2 separate regions of the Homo sapiens genome follow, and region 1 is linked to region 2. Evidence: read pairs that join two places in POLR2A ChIA-PET (ENCODE). Cell type or tissue: HepG2. All regions are shown on one strand. Links, peaks and the distances in the headings refer to the core of each region. The heading gives the core; the rest is flanking DNA.

Region 1 (2,920 bases), core at 136-2,635, 410 kb after region 2:
AATGCATGAGTCTGACACGGTCTTCATCAAACCATATTCTTGGCAAATAATAAACTCCTTTAAGGATTTCAGGGAAGAGCCAAGCTCTGGGAGAGAGGTATATAAGTGTAGAGTAAGAAGTTGAATTAAAACATTTTTAGTTGCATTTTGTCAGTAGACAAAACTGAATGTTTCAATTCTGAGAACCTGAGATTGTCCAGAAAAAAACAAAGTTCAGTGTATGGGACATGAGTGATCACAAAGTCAGAACCAGGTTATTTTGCATTTTTCACAGCAGCATTAACTGGGGGGGTGGGGGGAGGGGTCCCTGAAGTTCTGTATCTGAATGAGGCTGGGTTTTTGTTTCTGTTTTTTTTTTTTACTGACTCAGTGTTCACTGCAATTTGCAATAATCTCCCCTTCCCCCAAGTCTGAAGCCTTCCTTCCCCCCTATTCAAATTGTCTGCGTCATTCTCATAATGCTACTATTTGGGTACTCCTGAAGCCAAACCAATAAAAAATGCTAGGGGAGCTTTATATGAATTCAAACATGATGCCAAAGTCATCTCCAAAAAAGTTTATTAGCATGATTAAAAACATTTTCTTGAATAATAACAGAAAGAATTTCTAAACATGAAAGAATATCAGTGGCTATACCTTAAAACCAGTATTTGGAATTGAATGGACAGCTTTATTGCCAGTCTTCAAAAAACAATCCATTGATTGGTTCCATGAAGTCGTGACTATTGCTTTGTCTGGGAATGAGTCCCTACTGCAATTAAGTATAAAAAATATCTTCCATCATAATTGGAGTGTGACCTGCATTGGAGAGTGGCTCTGAGTAAAGAGTTGATAAAAATCCACAAAGAGTTGGGTTTTTGTCTTTTAAAAACATTCCTTTACACACTACAAAGAAATAATTAGTATTTTGGCTTTTTAAATTCCTACATGATATTTAGAATGGCGGTCCCCAAGGGTCCTCCCTTCACGTAATTGTGAACACAGACCCTCTTCCAAGGGCACATCCCGGAGGGTGCGGACTCTGAAGACTTCGACCTCCACGTGTTTATACTGGTTTGAGAACAAAGACAGCGTCATCCAGAACGTAGTAGTCATTATACATGTCGCCTTCACACAGGTATGGTAGTCTGGTGAAAGCTTCGATAACAAAACCAGCTTTTCTGAAAACTTCAGGCAGACTATTCACTTGTTCTTCCCAGTTCTGTCCTTTGATTTCCAAAATTTCTGATGGTTTCTCCCACTTGCCACCTACTAATACAAATAAGAACATTCAGTTAAATTCTTGAACAAACAAGTGATTTAAAGAGGGAAGCAGGGAGGAGCCATATCTACCAAGGACTTGGTACGTTCCAAGCCTGAGGGCTTCATGAGTTACCTCTTTTGTACTTCCCAGGTACTCTTTGAGACAGGTGGGCAGATAAAGAACAGACTCAGAAGGGGTGAAGAACTTGCCCACGCTTGCAAGGTTAATGAGTGTCAGTATGGAAATGTAAGCCCAGGTTTGTCTGGATCCAAGGCCCCACACTGTTATCTTCTCTGACAGTTTTGGGTAGTATCTGCCAATAGACTGACTGCAGGGTGTAATGGTTAATGGGTTTGGAAAACTGGTCATTAAATGCTGGAATACTGAAACAGAGAGCAACATGTAATATCTGAAGGACAGTTTTGGACAAATGCAAGAAAATACCACTGGCATAGTAAACTTATGCAACTTACTACCTAGAGAGATTTATTAGGCTGAAAATAAAAACAGGCTCATGAAGGATTTTAATTTAGAAAAGCAGATCATTGGGGAGTTTTTCTAGGGAAGTTGACTCATTCTTTGCCTTTTCAGAACAATTTCATAAACATTAAGCTCCAGGACCAGAGAGAGATGGAACAGTAGGATGGATACACCGTCCAGCATTTCTTGGACTAGAGATGAAGCCTCTATCAGTCATTTCCAAACCTATGAGCAGGAGATGCCTGGGGGACAAGGGGACTAGGGAAGGTCCTCAAATTCACATACAAACCTGGCACTGACTACAGACACACACACAGAGATGACAGTATATTTAACTTTGGGGGTACTTTTTAGGTGCTATGGTGATACAAAAACTACATACATCTGTTGAAGTGTTAAAACCAGATTGAGGCCGGGCGTGGTGGCACATGCCTGTAATCCCAGCACTTTGGGAGGCCGAGGTGGGCGGATCACGAGGTCAGGAGATCAAGACCATCCTGACTAACACAGTGAAACCCCGTCTCTACTAAAAAAAATACAAAAAAATTAGCTGGGCATGGCAACATGCACCTGTAGTCCCAGCTACTTGGGAGGCTGAGGCAGGAGAATGGTGTGAACCCGGGAGGCGGAGCTTGCAGCGAGCCAAGATCGTGCCACTGCACTCCAGCCTGGGCGACAGAGCGAGACTCTGTCTCAAAAAAAAAAAAAAAAAAAAAAACAAAACAGACTGAGAATAACTTTCTGTTAATGAGAAAATATATCATGAGCAGATGCCAAGGGCACAGACATCATATCATGGTGGGGAGATTTTTCATAATTTTCAGTGGTGCAGATGACGCTCTTCCCATGTCTGGGGAATTGCCTGCCCAGAGTCTGGGAGAGACACAAGGCCTGGGAGCCGCTTTCCTGGCCTGCCGTGCAGCTGAGGCACTGGCACGCAGCCTAAGCCAGGCACACTTGCCCATGCCCTGGAATGGAGAGCCAGTGACCCAGAGTAGTGGGGATGTGAGCTTCTCCTTCTCTGGGGGTGGAGCAATGGCAGTGAGACCAAGGGGCTGGGGCAGTGGTTGAGCGATGCTGACAACAGGGCTGATGGCACCTAGTGTTTGGCAGTGGCAGTAGCATCCTCTTCAGACCTGTTTATGGTGTGATTTGAGGCATTCTTCCTGGCTGTGGACCCCACACAAGATTCACTAG
Region 2 (2,920 bases), core at 202-2,701:
GTGAATGTATGAAAAACCACTATGTTGTACATTTTATTTTTTAGGCCATTTTAAGGACTTCATAAGTTGTACACTTTAAAATGGTGAATATTACCTCAAAAGAAATCCAACAATCATTTAAATACCAACTTAAATTCAGTAGCATACGGAAACTTTACTCCAATATAGCTCCATTCTCTCCCTTGTCTTTGAACTATTATTATGCAAATTATATGTATACACTATAAGCCTAACACACTTTTATAATTATTGATTTAAAATAAAAAAGTTATAAGCAAAAATATATTTGTACTGACTTTTACATTTACCTACATAGTTACCTTTACCAGTGCTCTTTATTTCTTTATGTGGATCCAAAATATTGACTAGTATCCTTTTATTTCAGCCTGTGGACACACTTTAGTATTTCCTATAGAACATGTCTACTTGTGATGAATTGTCTCCATTTCTGTTTATCTTGAAATGTCTACATTTCTCCTTCAGTTTTGATGGATAGCTTTGCTGGATATAGAATTACTGATTGACAGTGATTTTTTTTTTTTTTCTTTCTTTTTAGAGACAGAGTCTCATTCTGTTGTCCAGGCAGAAGGCAGTGGCACGATCTTGGCTCACTGCAACCTCTGCCTACCAGGTTTCAAGCGATCCTCCTACCTCAGCCTCCTGAGTAGCTGGGATTACAGGCATGTGCCACCACGTCCAGCTAATTTTTTTGTATTTTTAGTAGAGATGTTTCTCTACTAAACAACATGCTTCACCATGTTGACCAGGCTGGTCTCAAACTCCTGACCTCAAGTGATCTGCCTGCCTTGGCCTCCCAAAGTGCTGGGATTACAGGCGTGAGCCACCATAACACATCCAGCCGAGAGTGATACAGCACTTTGAACATGTCCCGCTGTTCCCTGGCCTAATAGTTTTTGATGAGAAGTCAGCTGTTAATAGTATTGAAGATCCCTTGCATATGAGGATTCACTGTTTTCCTGCTCCCTTCAAGATTCTCTTATGTCTTTGTCTTTCAACTATGATGTTTCTGAATGTATATTACTTTGAGTCTATCCTACTTAGAATCTCTTAGATTTTTCAATGTATAGTTTTTCATCAAATTTGGGGAGTTTTTAGCCATTGTTTTTCTAGACATTCTTTCCGCTCCTTTTTCTCTCTTCTTCAGGAATTCCCGTTATGTGTATGTTGATATACCTGATAATGTCCCACATTTCTTATGTTCTCTTCACTTTTCATTATTTCTTCTTTCTGTTCCTCATATGCAATAATCTCAATTGATGTGTCTTTAAGTTTGATGATTCTTTCTACTTCTGATTTGTTTTAGCTATTTAACTTTTCAACTCCTGAATTTCTATTTTATTTCTGAAAATAATTTCTATCTCTTTATTAGATATTCTCTATGTGGTAAGCCACTGTTTTCAAACTTTCCTTTAATTCTTTGTTATTTTGGGGAACATATTTATAATTACAACAGCTGATTTAAACTCTGTCTAGTAAGTCCAATGTCTGGGCTTCATCAGGAGCAGTTTCTATTGAACGCTTTTATTTTTCCTGTGTATAGGCCACACTTTCCTGTTTCTGTGTGTGTCTTGTAATTTTTAGTTGAAAACTGGACATTTGAATAATATAATGTGACAACTATGGAAATCAAATTCCTTCCTTCCCCAGGATTTGTTGTTGTTACTGTTTACTAACCTTCCTGGAATCATTCTGTAAAGTCTGTATCCTTTGTTGCGTGTGGCCTCATCTATTAGATTAGTTTAGTAGTCAGCTAATGGTTAGAATAAGGTTTCTTTACATTCTTTGAACCAATAAGACTCTCAGCCTTTGCTGAGGGGGTCTCTCTCTGTGCTGTGGCACATCATCAATGCTGCAGCAGACAATTTACAACTCTGCCTTGGCCCTCACTTCCTGCTTGCATTGAGTCCTAAATCAGGTAGAGGTGAGAGAGTAGGGCCTTCCCAGTTGTTGCCTGGGTATGTGGACAGTCCCAAACATGTGTGTGGCCCTTCAGGTTCCCAGAAATAAGTTGGAGCTTTTCAAAGACTCCTATGGACATTCTATTCCTCAAATTTTCCTTTATGTTTGCCTGTCAGTCTTTTGTTACCCCAATACCTCAGGAACCTGTGATGCTGAACAACTGCTGACTGTTTTTAACAAATGCCTAGGAATAGAACAGAGCAAACTCTGAATCTGATCAAACAAAGATAAGCCCTAAAAATTGAAATTTTCAGTGAGCTGCCAGACCGATCAAATAGTGACAATTCTCTGGGGATGGGGCTTTAAAAAGTACCAAACCCCCTGCCCTCTCAATTGGTTGCTAAGCTGCTAGTTTTCACAGCTACTATAGCTGTGAGGCTACTGGTTTTCAAGGGTACTGGGGACAGGTAGATGGAATTAGCACAATTGAAACTGCCACAAAGTTTGCTTTTCTTACCCAAATACAGGCAATTTTCTCGAATGCTCCTTCAATTGTTGCAAGCTTTAATTTCCAGAGTTCTGAAAAGGTTGACCTAATAATTTTGCCAGTGTACTTGTTGCTTTTATAGAGGAGCAGATTTTTGGAGGTCCTTACTTTGCCATTCCAGAAATTAAACTCAACAACAGGTCACAATTTGAATTTCAGTTTTGTCACTAATTTGGGCAAGTCAGTTAATCTTTCCAAGCCTGCTTCAGCAAAAAAATAGTACAACCACCATTTAGGTCTGTGTGAGAATTAAACAAGATAATGAGATAACACCTGGAAGGCAATCAGAACTGTAAGCACTGAATAATAGTTTTCAGGAAAAGAAATTAGATATATTTTTTTTTTGTTAAAACATACACAGGACAGTACAAGACACACCAATTTAACACAGTAGTGTACTCATGAAACTTGCATTCCAACATAAAAAGGGTGCTAAGGCTATTGGTCATAAAA

The links. ChIA-PET counts read pairs that join two places held together with the same protein. Peaks named below come from ENCODE experiments on the same cell type or tissue, not always from the same donor. Only the 100,000 strongest peaks of a DNase experiment are listed, where the experiment ranks them.
Region 1: POLR2A ChIA-PET joins it to region 2 with 12 read pairs; 3 of 35 experiments call an interaction of 5 or more read pairs at or near these places.

Annotation. Positions count from the first base shown.
Region 1 is chr16:21,653,558-21,656,477 of GRCh38, reverse strand. It overlaps METTL9 (methyltransferase 9, His-X-His N1(pi)-histidine), which reads right to left. Exons shown (of 5, transcript NM_016025.5): 5 at 1-1,251. The coding sequence ends at 1,046. Among named protein-coding and RNA genes, the nearest start is that of IGSF6, 2.4 kb to the right of the region's middle. In HepG2, for the core only: no CTCF peak of the experiment used is centred there; no DNase peak of the experiment used is centred there.
Region 2 is chr16:22,065,514-22,068,433 of GRCh38, reverse strand. The region is part of intron 1 of MOSMO (modulator of smoothened); the gene reads right to left. All of the region lies in intron 2 of LOC124903665 (a long non-coding RNA gene), which reads left to right. Among named protein-coding and RNA genes, the nearest start is that of VWA3A, 26 kb to the left of the region's middle. In HepG2, for the core only: no CTCF peak of the experiment used is centred there; no DNase peak of the experiment used is centred there.